2 separate regions of the Homo sapiens genome follow, and region 1 is linked to region 2. Evidence: read pairs that join two places in POLR2A ChIA-PET (ENCODE). Cell type or tissue: Panc1. All regions are shown on one strand. Links, peaks and the distances in the headings refer to the core of each region. The heading gives the core; the rest is flanking DNA. Region 1 overlaps LOC105374287 (a long non-coding RNA gene). Region 2 has its middle 21 kb from the start of LINC02038.

Evidence for each region. ChIA-PET counts read pairs that join two places held together with the same protein. Peaks named below come from ENCODE experiments on the same cell type or tissue, not always from the same donor. Only the 100,000 strongest peaks of a DNase experiment are listed, where the experiment ranks them.
Region 1: POLR2A ChIA-PET joins it to region 2 with 5 read pairs; 4 of 35 experiments call an interaction of 5 or more read pairs at or near these places.

The regions. Positions count from the first base shown.
Region 1 is chr3:193,924,548-193,933,362 of GRCh38, forward strand. It overlaps LOC105374287 (a long non-coding RNA gene), which reads right to left. Exons shown (of 2, transcript XR_007096293.1): 2 at 4,806-8,815. Among named protein-coding and RNA genes, the nearest start is that of LINC02026, 75 kb to the right of the region's middle. In Panc1, for the core only: no CTCF peak of the experiment used is centred there; a DNase peak (open chromatin) is centred at 4,537; H3K27ac peaks cover 296 bases.
Region 2 is chr3:193,818,671-193,827,485 of GRCh38, forward strand. No RefSeq gene overlaps it. Among named protein-coding and RNA genes, the nearest start is that of LINC02038, 21 kb to the right of the region's middle. RefSeq lists enhancers at 133-761, 762-1,389. In Panc1, for the core only: no CTCF peak of the experiment used is centred there; no DNase peak of the experiment used is centred there.

The DNA of each region.
Region 1 (8,815 bases), core at 2,541-6,540, 110 kb after region 2:
TTATGCAGTGAATCTTTCTCCCATCCTTCCCTAAGGACACCTCTGGCCTTTTACCAGGGTAACTATGCACTGGGGAAAGGAAAATGATCAGACATTTCAGGGACTACTGGACACTGGTTCTGAGCCAATGCTGATTCCAGGAGACCCAAAACATCACTGTGGTCCTCCGGTTAAAGTAGTGGCGTATGGAAGTCAGGTAATTAATGGAGTTTTAGCTCAGGTCTGACTTACGTTGGGTCCAGTGGGTCCCCAGACTCATCCTGTGATCATTTCCCCAGTGCCAGAATGTATAATTTGCATAGACATACCTAGCAGCTGGCAGAATCCCTGCATTGGCTCCCTGACTGGTAGGGTGAGGGCTATTATGGTGGGAAATGCCAAATGGAAGCCATTAGAGCTACCTCTACCTAGAAAAATAGTAAATCAAAAACAGTATCACATCCATGGAGGGATTGTGGAGATTAGTGCCACCATCAAGGATTTGAAAGACGCAGAGGTGGTGATTCCCACCACATACCTGTTCAGCTCTCCCATTTGGCTTGTGCAGAACACAGATGGATCTTGGAGAATGACAGTGGATTATTGTAAGCTTAACCAAGTGGTGACTCCAGTTGCAGCTGCTGCACCAGATGTGGTTTCATTGCTTGAGCAAATTAACACATCTCCTTGTACCTGCTATGCAGCCATTGACTTGGCAAATGCCTTTTTCTCCATTCCTGTCCGTAAGGCCCACCAGAAGCAATTTGCCTCCAGCTGGCAAGGCCAGCAATATACCTTTGCTGTCCTACCTTAGGGGTATATCAATTCTCAAGCTTTGTGTCATAATCTTATTCAGAGAGACCTTGATTTCTTTTCGCTTTCACAAGATATCACACTGGTCCATTTCACTGATGACATTATACTGATTGGATCCAGTGAGAAAAAATAGCAAACACGCTGGAGTTACTAGTGAGACATTTACATGCCAGAGGATGGGAAATAAATCCAACTAAAATTCAGGGAACTTCAACCTCAGTAAAATTTCTAGGGGTCCAGTGGTGTGGAGCCTGTCAAGATATTCCTTCTAAGGCAAAGGATAAGTTGCTGCATTTGGCCCCTCCTACAACCAAGAAAGAGGCACAATGCCTATTGAGCCCATGTGGATTCTGGAGGCAACACATTCCTCATTTGGGTGTGTTACTTCAGCCCATTTATTGAGTGACCCGAAGGCCACCAGTTTTAAGTAGGGTCCAGAATAGTAGAAGGCGCTGCAGCAGGTCCAGGCTGCTTTGCAAGATGCTCTGCCACTTGGGCCATATGACCCAGCAAGTCCAATGGTACTTGAGGCATCAGTGGCAGATAGGGATGCTGTTTGGAGCCTTTGGCAGGCCCCCATAGGTGAATCCCAGTGGAGGCCTCTAGGATTTTGGAGCAAGGCCATCCTCTACAGAAAACTACTCCCCTTTCAAGAGACAGCTCTTGGCCTGTTACTGGGCTTTGGTGGAAACTGAACGTTTGACTGTGGGTCATCAAGTCACCATGTGACCTGAACTGCCCATCATGAACTGGGTGCTTTCTGACCCATCTAGCCATAAAATGGGTCATGCACAGCAGCATTCCATCAGCCAATGGAAGTGGTATATATGTGATCGGGCTCGAGCAGGTCCTGAAGGCACAAGTAAGTTACATGAGGAAGTGGCTCAAATGCCCATGGTCTCCACCCCTGCCACCCTGCTTTCTCTTCCCCAGCCTGCACTGATGGCCTCATGGGGAGTTCCCTGTAATCAGTTGACAGAGGAAGAGAAGACTAGGGCCTGGTTCACAGATGGTTCTGCATGATATGCAGGCACTATCCGAAAGTGGACAGCTGCAGCACTACAGCCCCTTTCTAGGACATCCCTGAAGGATAGAGGTGAAGGGAGATCTTCCCAGTGGGCAGAAGTTCGAGCAGTGCACCTGGTTGTGCACTTTGCATGGCAGGAGAAGTGGCCAGATGTGAGATTATATACTGATTCATGGGCTGTAGCCAATGGTTTGACTGGATGGTCAGGGACTTGGAAGAAGCATGATTGGAAAATTGGTGACGAAGAAATTTGGGGAAAAGACATGTGGATGGACCTTCTGAGTGGTCAAAACCGTGAAGATATTTGCATCCCATGTGAGTGCTCACCAGTGGGTGACCTCAGCAGAGGAGGATTTTAATAATCAAGTGGATAGGATGACCCGTTCTGTGGACACCACTCAGCCTCTTTCCCCAGCCACCCCGTCATCGCCCAATGGGCCCATGAACAAAGTGGCCATGGTGGCAGGGATGGAGGTTACACATGGGGTCAGCAACATGGACTTCCAGTCACCAAAGCTGACCTGGCTACGGCCACTGCTGAGTGGCCACCAGTAGAGACCAACAGTGAGCCCTCGATATGACACTATTCCTGAGGGTGATCAGCCAGCTACCTGGTGGCAGGTTGATTATATTGGACTTCTTCCATCATGGAAAGGGCAGAGGTTTGCCCTCACTGGAATAGACATTTACTGTGGATATGCGTTTGCCTATTCTGCATGCAATGCCTCTGCCAAGACTAGCATCCGTGGGCTCACAGAATGCCTTAGCCACTGTCATGGTATTCCACACAACATTGCCTCTGACCAAGGCACTCACTTTGTGGCTAAAGAAGTGTGGCAGTGGGCTCATGCTCATGGAATTCACTGGTCTTACCATGTTCCCCATCATCCTGAAGCAACTGGATTGATAGAATGGTGGAATGGCCTTTTGAAGTCTCAATTACAATGCCAACTAGATGACAATACTTTGCAGGGCTGAGACAAAGTTCTCCAGAAGGCCCTGTATGCTCTGAATCAGCGTCCTATATATATATGGTACTGTTTCTCCCATGGCCAGGATTCATGGGTCCAAGAATCAAGGTGCAGAAGTAGAAGTGGCACCACTCACCATCACCCCTAGTGATCCACTAGCAAAATTTCTGCTTCCTGTTCCCACGACATTACATTTTGCTGGCCTAGAGGTCCTAGTTCCAGAGGGAGGAAAGCTGCCACCAGGAGATACAACAACGATTTCATTAAACTGGAAGTTAAGATTGCCACCTGGACACTTTGGGCTCCTCCTACCTTTAGGTCAACAGGCTAAGAAGGGAATTACAGTGTTGGCTGAGATGATTGACCCAGATTATCAAGTTGAAATCAGCCTACTACTCCATAACGGAGGTAAGGAAGAGTATGCATGGAATACAGGAGAACCATTAGGGCATCTCTTGATATTACCATCCTCTGTGATTAAGGTCAATAGGAAACTACAACAGCCTAATCCAGGCAGGACTACACATGGCCCAGACCTCTCAGGAATGAAGGTTTGGGTCGCTCCACCAGGGAAAAAACCACAACCTGCTGAGGTGCTTGCTGAAGGCAAAGGGAATACAGAATGGGTAGTAGAAGAAGGTGGTCATTGATACCAGCTATGACCACGTGACCAGCTGCAGAAACAGGGACTGTAATTGTCATGAGTATTTCCTCTTCCCTTCTTTTGCTAAAAATATGTTTGTCCAGGTATATGCTTGTACTAAGAAAATATCTTTATTTTATTTCCTTTTCCTTTATCATGTGACATAAGATTTATTGACTTCATATCAGCATTTAAGTATTGTTAACTTTATGTAATAGTATTTGGGTTGGGGATTGGTGCATTTATCATTGTACCAATGATAGTCGTATTATGTTAGGTATAATTATGACCTTATTATTTTCTTTATTTGAAGATTATGTGTGATCTCATGAGATGTGTATGAGTTCAAGTTGACCAGGGGTGGACTTGTGATGGTTAATGCTGAGTGTCAACTTGATTGGATTGAAGCATACAAAGTATTGTTCCTGGGCGTGTCTGTGAGGATGTTGCCAAAAGAGATTAACTTTTGAGTCAGTGGACTGGAGAAGGCAGATCTACCCTTAATCTGGTGGGCAAAATCTAATCAGCTTCTAGCAAATACAAAGCAGGCAGGAAAACATGAAAAGGAGAGACGGGCCTGGCCTCCCAGCCTACTTTCTTCCATGCTGGTTGCTTCCTGTCTTCGAACATCGGACTCCAAGTTCTTCAGTTTTGGGACTTGGACTATCTCTCCTTGCTCCTCAGCTTGCAGACAGCCTATTGTGGGACCCTGTGATCATGTAACTTAATACCTAATAAACTCCCCTTTATGTATATATGTCCTGTTAGTTCTGTCCCTCTAGAGACCCCTGACTAATACAGGTGGTCAGGAAGGTGACATTTGAATAAAAAGCATGAGTCATGTTAGTATCTGGGGAAGACTGTTCCAGGCAGAGAGGACAGCAGATGCAAAGCTCAGAGGCAGGAGCATCCCCAGCATGCCTGAAGAACAGGAAGAGGGCTGCTGTGGCTGGTTAAAATGAGGGAGGAAGAATTTAGGAGATAGTAACCCCAGACTTTTGGCTCCCGGAGCTAGTCACTAAGAAGAGGTGGGAGTGAAGCATCTAATACTCTCATCCTGAGAGGCTGCTGGGAGGAGCTGCTATTGCTAAAATCTTGAGCTTCTTGAATAAAGCGCATTGTGTTTTAGAAAGGAGAAAACTATGACTCATTCAACTGTGTAGTTAGTGACCTGCTTTTCATGAGCTCCCAGGAAACGCTCTGCACCCAAACCAAGTCAGTTCTGCTCTCCAGAGATTGTTTGATTTGTGTTATTCAAGAGAATTATTTTTCCTTCCTGTCAACTTACAAGGAAGAAATGTCTCAGCACTGGTATAGTGTCAAAGACTTAACAATTGGATATCTGGGGAAAAATACAGATAGGTACATAGACAGATAGACATAAGTTTATTGTAAACTTTACTAATATAAAGAACATGTACAACACAATTTAAAAATAATAACACACAATACTTGTATTAGGGTTCTCCAGAGAAGCAATAGGGAGATTTTGATATATAAGATGGGATTTACTGTAGGAATTGCCTCACACTCAGTTACGGAGGCTGAGAAGTCCCAAGATATGCTGTCTGCAAGCTGCAGAACCAAGAAAGCCAGTGGCGTCGTTCAGTCTGAGTCTGAAGGGCTTAGAATCAGGGTGTAACTCCAAGTCTTGAGAGCAGGGCTGGGATGTAGGGAGTAGAAATGGGGGGTGCGAGGGTGCTAGTGTAAGTCCTGGCATTTGAAGTCCTGAAAGCCAGGAGCTCTGATGTCTAAGGGCGGGAGAAGGTGATGTTTCAGCTCAAGAAGAGAAGGAGAATTTGCTCCTCTTCTTTCTTTTTGTTTTCTTGAGGAGGGCTCTCAGTGGATTGGGTGATGTCTACCACACTGGTGAAAGTGAATCGTTTTTACTCCATCTAAGAATTTACATGTTCATCTCTTCCAGAAGCACCCTCACAGACACACCCAGAAAAAATGATTTGCCAGCTATCTGGGTATCACTACACCCAGTCACTTTGACACATAAAATTACCCATCGTAATACCATTTACGGTAAATTTTATACAGCCAAGTGAGACTCACAAAAGGCTTTCATTGATTGCTGCTGAAACTTTGAATATGTAGCCAATCTATGTGAGCAGCTGACAAACAGCTGGAGCTCTGGCATGAATGTTGGTTGATATTTTCATTTAAGTGAATACGTAAGACAGAAGTGAAACAATAAAGGTATGTAGGAAGTTTACTCTTTCATCAATGATATGCAGCTTCTTTGCAGAATTGGGTAATAGTTTTTGAGTACTAGAAGAATACTTCCTCAACTTTTTGTGCTATTCACCATGTAATGGCATGGACAAAACATACTGTTAAATTTAATCTGCATTATTAATATTTTTCCATCATGTTCTTAAGTCAAGATACCAGCAAAACAATGAATCACCCTCAGGTTTCTAGCACTTGTCCATTTCCGTAGTGTAAATACTCACACCACAACTGATGTCACATGACCAACACGACATCACTGAATGCAGCTGAGAAGAGATGGACACCATTCTGCAGTGTCTCCGTCTGCCATGTAGCTACCATAGCTGCTAATAACCTCAAGAGTATGTGTAATGGTAGAATATAGTAAAATAATCTGGAAGCAATGAGTTTTGAGTATTCGTTTCCTTTTCATTTTTTAATTAATTAATTTACTCACCTACTTTGAGAGATGGGGTCTTGCTATATTGCCCGAACTCCTAGGTGCAAATGATCCTCCCGCCTCAGCCTCTACCGAGTTAATGGGGACTACATGCATGCCTTTGTTTCCTTTTTGAGGATATAATTTATTTAATTATAAATCCATAAAATTTAATTTTAATAATGGCTGTATTTAACAACTGACCCACAAAACTTCTAAAATTTTAACAATTGTCTCTCTTGAGCTGGTTGTAAACCAGCTCCAGTGCACCCCTGTGTCTTAGTGGTGTCCTGTCCTGTCTTCACAGCTGATTTTGAAGTTTCAGGCTCTTTGCCTCTTTCATCCTTTCTAAAGGCAGTGGTGTGAAATAGACAATTAAGGCCTAGGAGGGATCCACAACAGTACCTCATCTAGATACCAGAGCATCACAGAAGACTTAGCAATGTAGCACAGACACATGAATACTTAAATTCTGACCTATTGCTAGTAATAGGTATACACATAGCACATCAATGATGCTGGAACAGATTGAAGAGGTCACTTTAATTCAGCCTCTCACCCTCCTTAATAAATGCCCTCCTTCTGTAACCCCATCATACAATCTGTTATTAACCTATACAGAATAATTTTTAAAAATGGCCAGTCATGGTGGCTCATGCCTGTAATCCCAGCACTTTGGGAGGCTGAGGTGGGAGGATTGCTTGAGGCCAGGAGTTCATGACAAGCCTGGGCAACATAGCAAGACCCTATCTCTACAAAAAATTTAAAAAACAATTAAAAAATTTATGAAGAATAATAAAAATAAAATAGCACCATGGTATTTTGAGAATAAAGTAATTAGTAAACCATGTACTCTCTCCCTCTATTTGACAGGGATCCCAACAGAGTATGCTCTATACTATTGGTATGATCATTTGGAGGATAATACACACTGACAAGCTAGTAAAACTATATATGGACTCTGTCTCACCTTAAACCCTTAGCTTATAGAAATATACTAGCTGTACACATAATAACATCTATATATGGCCAGGAGTGGTGGCTCACACCTGTAATCCCAGCACTTTGGGAGGCCAAGGCAGGTGGATCACCTAAGGTCAGGAGTTGGAGACCAGCCTGACTGACATGGTGAAACCTCGTCTCTACTAAAAATACAAAAACTAGCCAGACATGGTGGCAGATGCCTATAATCCCAGCTACTTGGGAGGCTGAGGTGGAAGAATCACTTGAACCCAGGAGACGGAGGTTGCAGTGAGCCGAGATTGCACCAATGCACTCCAGCCTGGGTGGCACAGTGAGGCTCCATCTCAAAAAACAAAAAACAAAACAACAACAAAAAAAACTATATTTTTTTAATCTCCCTTCCCCAAAACTGCCATGCCATGTCACACGACTGTGGTTTTGCTGAGGTTGTTCCTTCGTCCTGCAGATCTCTTCCTTTGTCACTACCTGTCAAATCAAGGTCCAGATCCAACAAAATTCTTCCTGTTCTCAGGAGGCACAAGCTGTTCTTCACCACCATGGCCCTCTAACCTCCAGCACTCTAATGGAACACTGCTACTTTCTGCCAGGAGTTATAATTATTCGTGAGCTCCTAGAGGACAGGGATCATCCTGTTTTATCTTTCAACCTTGCTCTCAGGGTCTCGCACAGTGAGATCAATGACATAGTCATCCTGGCCACAGGGAAGACATACTAGTGATGTGTTACTTGGATGCAGCTATGACTCAGATGATGTGCCAAGCTTGGCTATAAACATGCAGCAAGCACACCAGCTTCTCCCTCTGCATTCTCAGCAGAGCCTGACTTCAAAAAATCACCAAAAGGAAACTTCAATCACCTGAAGTTTCTAAAAGATAAATAAGTAATGTTCAGACCACAGTTGCTCTCCAAAGGGACAGAATCCACTGCCTGAACTTGTACCATGGCCTTGAGGTGCACTCCCAGCTGTCTGCATCATGATATGGCCGGTGTCCCTGTCAATGTGCACAGGATGAGAAACTGAAGCTCCTGTTGATGAGAATCAATAACAGCAGTAATAATCTTGCCCTGGTCTGCACGAGGCAGCCCCAAAGGGGAGTCCAGCCTCATAAACTCTGCAGGAAGGTGGCCTGGCTCCATCGTTTGCCAGCTGTGTGACTGGTGCAAGTTGCTCAACCTCTCCACCAGCTTCCTCAACTGCAAAGTGAGAATCATAAGCATGCCACTCTTATAAGGTTATTGTGAGGATTTAATAAGTTAATATACGAAGAGTGCTTAGAACTGTGCCTGGGATAAATCTTCAATGAATGGTAGTTATTATTTATATTAATAATGACAACAACAAATATTATTAGAAGAAAAACATTTCTAGTGGCCTCTTCTGTTGCAGGAGGAGAAGAGGGGAGAGGAGGGGATAGGAGAGCAGGGAGGACTGGGAATGTGGGAATATGGTTTCTAGGCCTGGCTCTATGATTATGTAACTCTGTGACCAGAAGCTAAATCACGTCCTCCTCTCTCTGGACCTCAATTTCTTCCTCTGTGATATGAGGTCGTTGGACTAGATTAGAGTTTCCTAAACTGAGCTAAGCATCAGAATATTCTGGGAAGGCTTTTTAAAAATCTAGGTTCTCAGGCCCCACTTCTAGTTTACTGAATTGGGCTCTGAGACTGTGGATACCAGGAATAGTATTTGTTTTTAAGCTTCTTTGGTGAGTCAAATGCAACTAGTTAGTGCTTAG
Region 2 (8,815 bases), core at 2,032-6,031:
GCATCTATGAGACGGAAGTAACCATGAGAACAGCTATTAAACAAATGAAAACAGGTCGGCCATTCACTGCAGAGTTCAACTGATGCCTTCCCGGAAATCTCATTTGAACCCCCAACTTGCTTTTATGAGTTTAATCCTCTTCATCCCCTCTCCTTAGCCAAGTTTCATTCCCATTTGTTTAATTACCAGTTGTATGAACAAGTCCTTCCATTTTCTCTTACTAGGTTTTACATTTTCATTCATTGACACATTATAAAAATTAAAGTTCTTTACTAGAGAGAGGTGAATTCTGCTTCAGAAGAGTGAGTTTTTATGGGGTGTCAAAATTTAATGTGGATAAGAATGCACCATGGAATCACCAGGGTGTCTGGTTAAAATGCCGATGTGGCTTCCATCGGTCTGGGAGGTGGCCTAGGATTTTACGTTTCCAAGAAGCTTCCAGGTGATGACAATGTTCCTGGTCCACAGACCACACGTCGAGGTGCAAGGTTGTAGAGAGCCTGTGAGACAAACCACATTAACCTGAAGACTAGAGACCAAATAGCCATTCAAGCAATGCATCTACACTCTAAACAGCCCTATGGGCAGGTAAGTACTGCAGCCTCATCCCCGTGGGGAGCCTGGACCAGCCTCACTCGGCTTCTCTTTCAAATGAGCCCATCTGTTGACAGGCTGCACCTGCATTCACATCTCTGCACCTGCATCTCTGCTCAGGTACATTTTTGTCCTAAATCCCTGAAGCCAGGCTTTGTAAAAAGCCTGAGCTGGCTAAAGAATTGCTAGGAAGAGGAGGCGAGATGGTGTGCCAGGGGCATAGCGAGGAACGGGGGACTGGTGGGCCATGCCGCGCAGTGCCTGGATGGCCATGGTTGCCGAGTTTTGAGTGCAGGAGTAATATAATCTGATTTTTACTTTAAGAGGTATTCTCTGACTTTCGTTAGAATGGACTGGAAAATGGGACGGGGGAATAGAAACCGGAAGGGGAGGTAAGTGGCTGTTGAAGTTCCAGGTGGGAGAAGGTGGCTGGACTGAGGAAGGCAGCAGCAGAGCTGAAGAAATGCATGTCTAGAACTTCCCTGTTTATACTCGGGCCTCTTGAGAACAGGGAATGTGCTTTACCCATTTGCCTGCCTTCTTCAGTCAAGCTTCATGAGTGGTAACACCCAGCAGCTGTAATTCTCTCAGTTCCCACTCGCATATTCATCTGCAGCAGCCTGGTTCTGCCCTGCAGTTCTATTGGAACTGCTCTGTCAGAGACCACCTGGGATCCTCACAGAGTAAAATAACCTCATTTAAAAATTCTGTCTCGCCACTTCTATTCAACATGGTATGGGGGTCCTAGCCGGTTTAATAAGTCATGCAAAAAACAAGGCATACACCTTGGAACAGAAGAAATAAAACCATTTTTTTGTGAACAATGTGATCATATATGTAGAAAATCCTAAGGAATTTTCAAAAAGCTACTAGAACTGATAAATGAATTCGACAGTGTCTCAGAATATAAGGTTAATATGTAGAAATCAATTGTATTCCTATATGCCGGCAAAGAACAACCCAAAAAATAAAACTTCAGAAATTCCATTGACAGTAGCATAAAAATATTTAGGAATAAATTTAATAAAAGATATTTTAGACTTATACACTGAAAACTACAACATATTGCTGAGAGAAATTAAAGAATACCTGAATAAACAGAGAGATATGCCATGTTATTGCTTGGAGGTCTCAATGTTTTTAATTAAAGATGGTAATTATTTTTAAATTAATCTATATATTTAATGAAATCACAATAAAAATCCCAGTAGACATTTTTGTAGGAATTGACAAGCTGATCCTAAAATTCATTTGAAAAGACAAATAACCTAGATTAAACAGAACAATTAAAAAAATTTTTTTTAATTGTGGTAAAATACACACGAAATTTACCAACTTAATAATTTTTAAGCTTACAGTTTAGCAATGTTAAGTATATTATCATTGGCCTGCAGCGAATCTCCAGAACTTCTCATCTTCCCAAACTATGTTTAATAAACTTCATTTTATTTTATTTTTTGAGACAGAGTCTTACTCTATTGCCCAGGCTGGAGTGCAGTGGCATGATCTCAGCTCACTGCAACATTCACTTCCCGGGCTCAAGCAATCCTCCCACCTCAGCCTCCTGAGTAGCTGGGACTACAGGCATGCACCATCATGCCCAGCTAATTTTTGTACTTTTTTGTAGAGACGGGGTTTTGCCATGTTGCCCAGGCTGGTCTCCTGGGCTCAAGGAATCCGCCTGCCTCCTGGGCTCAAGAGATCTGCAGAGATCTACCCACCTCAGCCTCCCAAAGCACTGGGATTATAGGTGTAAGCCACCACACCCAGCCTAAATTCAACATCCTTTAACTTCCCATTCCCCTCGACTCTCAACTCCTGGCAACCATCATTCTAATTTCTGTCTCTAAGGAAATGACAACTCTAGTTACCTCACATAAGTGGAATTATACATTTGTCTTTTTGTGATGGACTTACTTCATTTCACATGACCTCGATATTTAACCACATTGTAGTATGTGTCAAAATTTCCTTCTTTTTATAGTCCACTGTGTGTGTATGTATGTATGTATGTATGTATGTGTATGTATGTATGTATGTATGTGTATACATACCACATTTTGTTTTTTCATTTGTAGATGGACACTTGAGTTGCCTCCACCCTTTGGCTATTGTGAATAATGCTGCTATGTACATGGGTATACAAATATCTCTTCCAGCCCCTTTGATTCTTTTGGGTATATATGCAGAAGTAGAATTGCTGAGTCATATGGTAATTCTATTTCTAATACGTGAGGAAACACCATACTATTTTTCAAAGTAGCTGCATCATTTAATTTTCCACCAACAGTATACAAGGGATCTAGTTTCTCTATATCCTCACTGACATGTTATTATGATTATTTTTGATAGTAGCCATCCTAATGGGTGTGAGGTGGTAGCTCAGTGAGGTTCTGATTTGCATTTCTTTACTGGTTAGTTACATTTGAGCATCTTTAATGTGCTTATTGGACATTTGTATATCTTCTTTGGAAAAACATCTATTTGTCCTGTGACACAAAACAATTTTTTTAAATAATCAAGTTAACAATTTATGCTACCTGATTATAAGACTTACTATAAAACTCAGTAATTAACAGTGTGGTATTAGATAACAATGAATCAATAGAGTGGAATTGAGAGTCTAGAAATAGATCCTTACTTTTATATGGTCAAATAATTTTGATAAAGATACCAGGGTAATTCAATAGGGAAAAACATAGTCTATTTTTATAAGTGATCTTGAAATCACTGAATAGTTATAAAAGATATTACTCTTGACCCTTTCCTTATACCATATACAAAAATTAATTCAAAATGGATTACAGGACTAAAACTATAAAACTTCTAGGAGAAAGTGAAGAAATTTTTTTTTAATAATTTTGGGTTAAGCAGATTCCTTAGGAAGCAGAAAATACAAATTATAAAAGAAAAAAACTTAGTCATTAGGCTTCATCGAAATTTAAAAATTTGTTCAGTGACAGGAAATGAAAGGTCACGGATTGGGAGAAAATATTTGCAAACTATCTGATTTGAATTAAGAATATATAAAGAACCCTTATAACTTAATAGCAAGAGAAACTACCCAATTAAAAGATTGGCAAAAGATATGAACAAATGTTTCACCAAAGAAGATATATGAATAGTCCAAAAGCACATAAAAAATGTTCAACACCACTGGTATTAGGGCAATACAAATTAAAATTAAAACCACAATAAGATCTAATTATATGCCTGCTAGGAAAATTAAAAAACAAAACAAAACAATATGGAGTGTTGATAAAGGCATAGAGAAACTGGGATCCTTGTAAGTTGCTAGTGGAAAGGTAAAATGGTAGAGCCTTTTTGCAAAAGTTTGGCATTTTCCTTTAAAAGTAAACACGTGCTTGCCATGCAACCCAGCAATTCTGCCCCTAGGTATTCACCCAAGAGAAATGAAAATCTGTGTCCTACCAAAGAGTTGTAAGTCAATATCCGTTGCAGGATTATTCATCATAACACTAAATGGAAGCAATGGCAATGTCTGTCAGTTGATGAATGGTTAAACAAAATGTGGTCTATTCATACAGTGAAAAACTATGCTCCAGAAGAAAGAAATATGTTACAAATTCAGGCAACAACATGAAGAAATCTCAAAAACAGGTTAAAAGAAAGAAGGCAGACACAAAGGACTACATGATTCCATTTGTATGAAATTTCTAAAAATGGCAAAACTCTAATGATAAAAGCATATCTGTGGTTGTCTGGGGCTGGTCTTGGGATCAGGGATCAACGGCAAAGTGGTGTGAGGGAAATTTTTGTGGCAATGAAAATGTTTTAAAACTTGAGTGTGGTAGTGGTTACAGGACTGTATAAATTCACTAAAACTCAGTGACCCATATGCTTCAAATGAATGAATTTTATGGCATGTAATTTATGCCACAGTAAATTGGTTTAGAAAAGTCTTTTAATACATGAAACACCTACTAAAACAAATGAATTAAAAAAAAAAACCCCCACAAAACTCTTGGCTTTGAATGACTGTGGTTCTGCCCTTTCCTGGTTCTCCTCATGCCTCCGGGATGAGTTGCAGTCTCTTTCATGGAACGCTCTCTTCTGCTAACCCGGTAATGAGTGTTGCCTCTCAGGATCCAGCCTTTGGCCACTGCTTTCTAATGCCAGAGCTCCTCTCTGCATCATTTCACTCATACTCCTGCTTTTCACAATGATCAAGTGACTGTCAGGGGTATGTTCCTATCCTGACCTCTTCTCTGAGCTTCAGACTCATTGATTCAGGTGGTTTTGTTTTTGTTAGTGTTTTTTTTTTTTTTCCTTCAGGATATCATTAGCTGGTGCCTGTGATAATGGACACCACATACTCCATTGATACAACATTTGACTCATCTTTCTCCTCCTTTACCTTCTCTTCCTCTCACATCCTTCATCTGTCTTAGTGTCACCACCATCCACACAAACATTCAAGCTAGAAATGTGAGGGTCAAATATATATCAATCACCAGACCTGGGTTTTGTTTTGTTTTGTTTTTTTTGAGACGGAGTCTCACTCTGTCGCCAGGCTGGAGTGCAGTGGCGCGATCTCGGCTCACTGCAACCTCCGCCTCCTAGGTTCAAGCGATTCTCGTGCCTCAGTATCCTGAGTAGCTGGGATTACAGGCATGCACTGCCACCGTGTCCAGCTAATTTCTGTATTTTCAGTAGAGGCGGGTTTTCACCATGTTGGCCAGGCTGGTCTCAAACTCCTGACTTTGTGATCTGCCCACCTCCGCTTCCCAAAGTGCTGGGATTACAGGTGTGAGCCACCATGCCAGACCCAGACCTGGTTTTTATTTTATTTTTGTTTTAAAATAAAGTTTACATAGAAAAAAATGCTCAGGTTTTAATGTTTAGTATGATTAATTTTGACAATCATACACATTCATGTCATAATCCTCAAAATAAAATATAAGACATTTCTATTCTTTGAGGAAGTTCCCTCATGCCTCTAACTGGTCAACAACCCCCCACCTAACACCCCAAAACACTTACATAAACCCACAAACTGGTGTCTAACATTATATATTCGTTTGTCTACATTTGGATTTCATGTAAATGGAATCATACAGTGTGTACTATTCTGGGTCTGGTTTCCTTCACTTCCCATAATGGTTTTGCCAGTCATCCATGTTACACTGAATATATAAATAGTTTGTTCCTTTCTATTGCTTAGTGATATTCCATTATATGGACATACCATAGGTTGTTTATCCATGTACTTCCTGGTGGACATCTGGGTTGCTGCCAGTTCTTCAATATTTGAATAAGACTGCCATAAACATTCTTTACAATTTTATTGGGAACATATTTTTCTTATACAAGTCTGTATAAACATAGTTTTCTTGGGCAAATACCTAGCAGTGGAATTGCTTGCTTATAGGGTAGATGTACACTTATAAGACACTCTCAGAGTCCTTCAAAGAGTTTCTGCCATTGGCCTCTCCCACCAGCAGTGCATGAGAGTTCCAGGTTCCTCACATTCCCACCAGCACTTGGTATGATCATTTGTTTTGATTTTAGCCATTCTAAGGGGTATGAACTGCTGTCTTACTGTAGTTTTAACTCGCATTTCCCTGATATTTAATGTTGAACACTCTTTCATGTGCTTAATTGGGCATTATCTTCTTTTGTGAAGTGCCTGTTCAAGTCTTTTGACCCTTGCCTTATTGAATCATTTGTCTCTGTATCTTCTATTTGTTGGACAGTCTTGTTAATTTTTAAATCCAAAATATTTCTCCTTTTGGTCCCTTCCTTTCCACCCTGCTACCACTGAGCTAGCTCAGGGTCTTCTCATGTCTCGACTAAACAATTCTGACTCGTTTCTTTGCCACTAGTCCTACCCTCTTGTTTATGATGCCTTTGATGCAGGCAGAAAAATCTCTATAAATCAATCTATGTCATCCCTCTGTTTCCCATAACCAACAGGAAAACATCAGGCATTTCAGGTGACAATCAGGCCCCTCGTGTGTGTTCAGAGTGACTTCCTCAGCCTCATCTCCCTACACGCCCAGTCTCCTGATTTGCTGATGAGTAGTGCTAATCATTTGTACTTGGTGCTCTTCTTTTCCTTCCTCTTAAGAGTCAGGCCAATGACATCCCTTCTCGGAAGCCTTCTGTAAAGCCCCAGCCCGAGCTAGGTCCCTCCTCTGTGCTCCCTAAGCAATGGGGCATCCATCCACACAGTCCCAACCTGTGGCAAGAGCACAGCAAGTGCTGGCTCACTGAACGAGGCATCGATTTCCTAGACTGTGATATCAGGAAAAAGCTGCTCATGGTTTTAACAATGACAAAAGTGTGTGTGGAGAGATAGGCAGAAGCGGGTGAGATGAATAGGCCGAGTTCCCTCGAGTCACACCGCAGGCACCCTCTCTGCCGGGAAGAGTGGGAGTGTGGGGAAGGGCTGTTTGCTGTGCCCACCCTGTGGAGCAGTGCCCTCTGGGCTCTCCCTGTCCTGGTGACTGAGTCCCAGCAGTGGCCTGAGTCCATGACAGAGGGGCCTGGGGAGCTGAAGGTGATCTGCTGCCTGTGAGCCCCAGGCTGTGCTACCCAGCTCTCTTGCTTGTCACCTTGCTAAAGACACAGCAAAGAGACCCCTCTTCTGTTCAACGGCCAGAGGCACAGTGTGGAGACTCCAAATCCAACTTGCAGGCACGCAGAACGATTCTGCCTTTGTCCCTTCTCTCTCATTTTGGAGACCCCTGAGGGAGTTTGTTGTTAATCTGCCCACCTCTGATGCCAGTCTTCCCCGTTCACATTTAAGCATGTTTGAATAAGAAGCCAGGTGTTGGCGTTAGCAGCTCATTAAGTTATAGTAAGAGGAGGGAGGAATCGAAGACTCCCAGGCAGAGAGTGAAGCTTAGAAGATCAGGCCCTCCACCCTCCTCCATGCTTGGTTCTTCTCCACAGCGTCTTTGTTTAGTGGGCTCTCCACCCCGACTGAAATCCCTGCAATGACAGGAACTCACCACCTCCTGGTACATCCCACTCCACCTGGGACAGCTCTGACAAGGACAGGACTTCGCAATTTCGAGCTGCAATCGGTCCCCCTACGTATCCCCACCATAGTCCTGTTCTATGGTGGGCCCCCTCTGGGGCCCCAGAGAACAAAGTATGGGTCTTCCCCATGGCAGTCTCTCAGGTATGTGAAACCAGCCTTTCTGTTCTCCAAGGCTTTTCTTCTCCAGGCCAAAGGCCCTCCACTCCTACAAATCTTTTCCATGTGACATGGTTTCAGTTTCCCTCAGCAACCACCCTGCTGTTACCATGCCAGCTGCAAACTTGCCTTGGCCTCCAGGGGACTCACAGCTTGGACATTCTCATTATCCTCCCGAGTCGAGTCATCTCCCCAACTCAGCGTTTTTTATTTTGTTGTTTTCACTCAGTTGATCATATTCTTGGCAAATAGACGTAGGCTATCAGCTGACTCAGCCGCAGAATCAGCAGAAAGGACTGTGTCTCCTTCACCTCTGTCTCCCCTGCGGCACCCACTACAGTCCTTGGGAATGGGTGGCTGCTAAGAAAAGGTTTGTGAAACTGAGTTGAATGGAGAGGGTTGGCTGGAGACCTGAAAGAGGATTTTTAAAGGCCCAGGTCTCATCATCAACGTGGCCACTCACTAGGTGGTGGAAGGAATGTAGAAAGGATCCTTCCAGCTAAAGCAGGTCCGTGGCGCACCTGCTATGGGTGGTTTCTGTGCCAGATTCTACACTAGAAACATAGCAGTCCACCTTCCCTTCTTTGAAGACAGCACAGGATCCACATCACACCCTCTTTATCCCCTTCTTGAAACGTGTGTCTCAGAAAAAGTGTTTAAATAAACCAGTTTGAAGAGCCCATTCTTGTATTTGGGATTCATATGTATATTAACAACCCCGTGGAAAGGCAAAATGTTGTTATCTGCCTCCTGGAGAGCTTAGATCTCCCAGGAGATCTGTGGCTTGTCTGATGTTGCCTACAGTGCCACTGGCCCCTTTTCTCTTCAAACTAAACTGTCAGGAAGATTAGCAATACCAGGCAGGCCCTCACAAATCATGGAGCGGAGGACAGGCTGTCCCAGCACGGATCCTGCAACTGAGGTCAGCCACAGAGCTTCCCATTTTTGCCATCAATTTCTTTAAGCCTGTCTCTCTGGAACCCAGAGCCCACATTTGCAATGAGCCCTAGAGGCTCTTACGAGTTGGAAGCGGTCACTTGATATTGATTTAGGGCC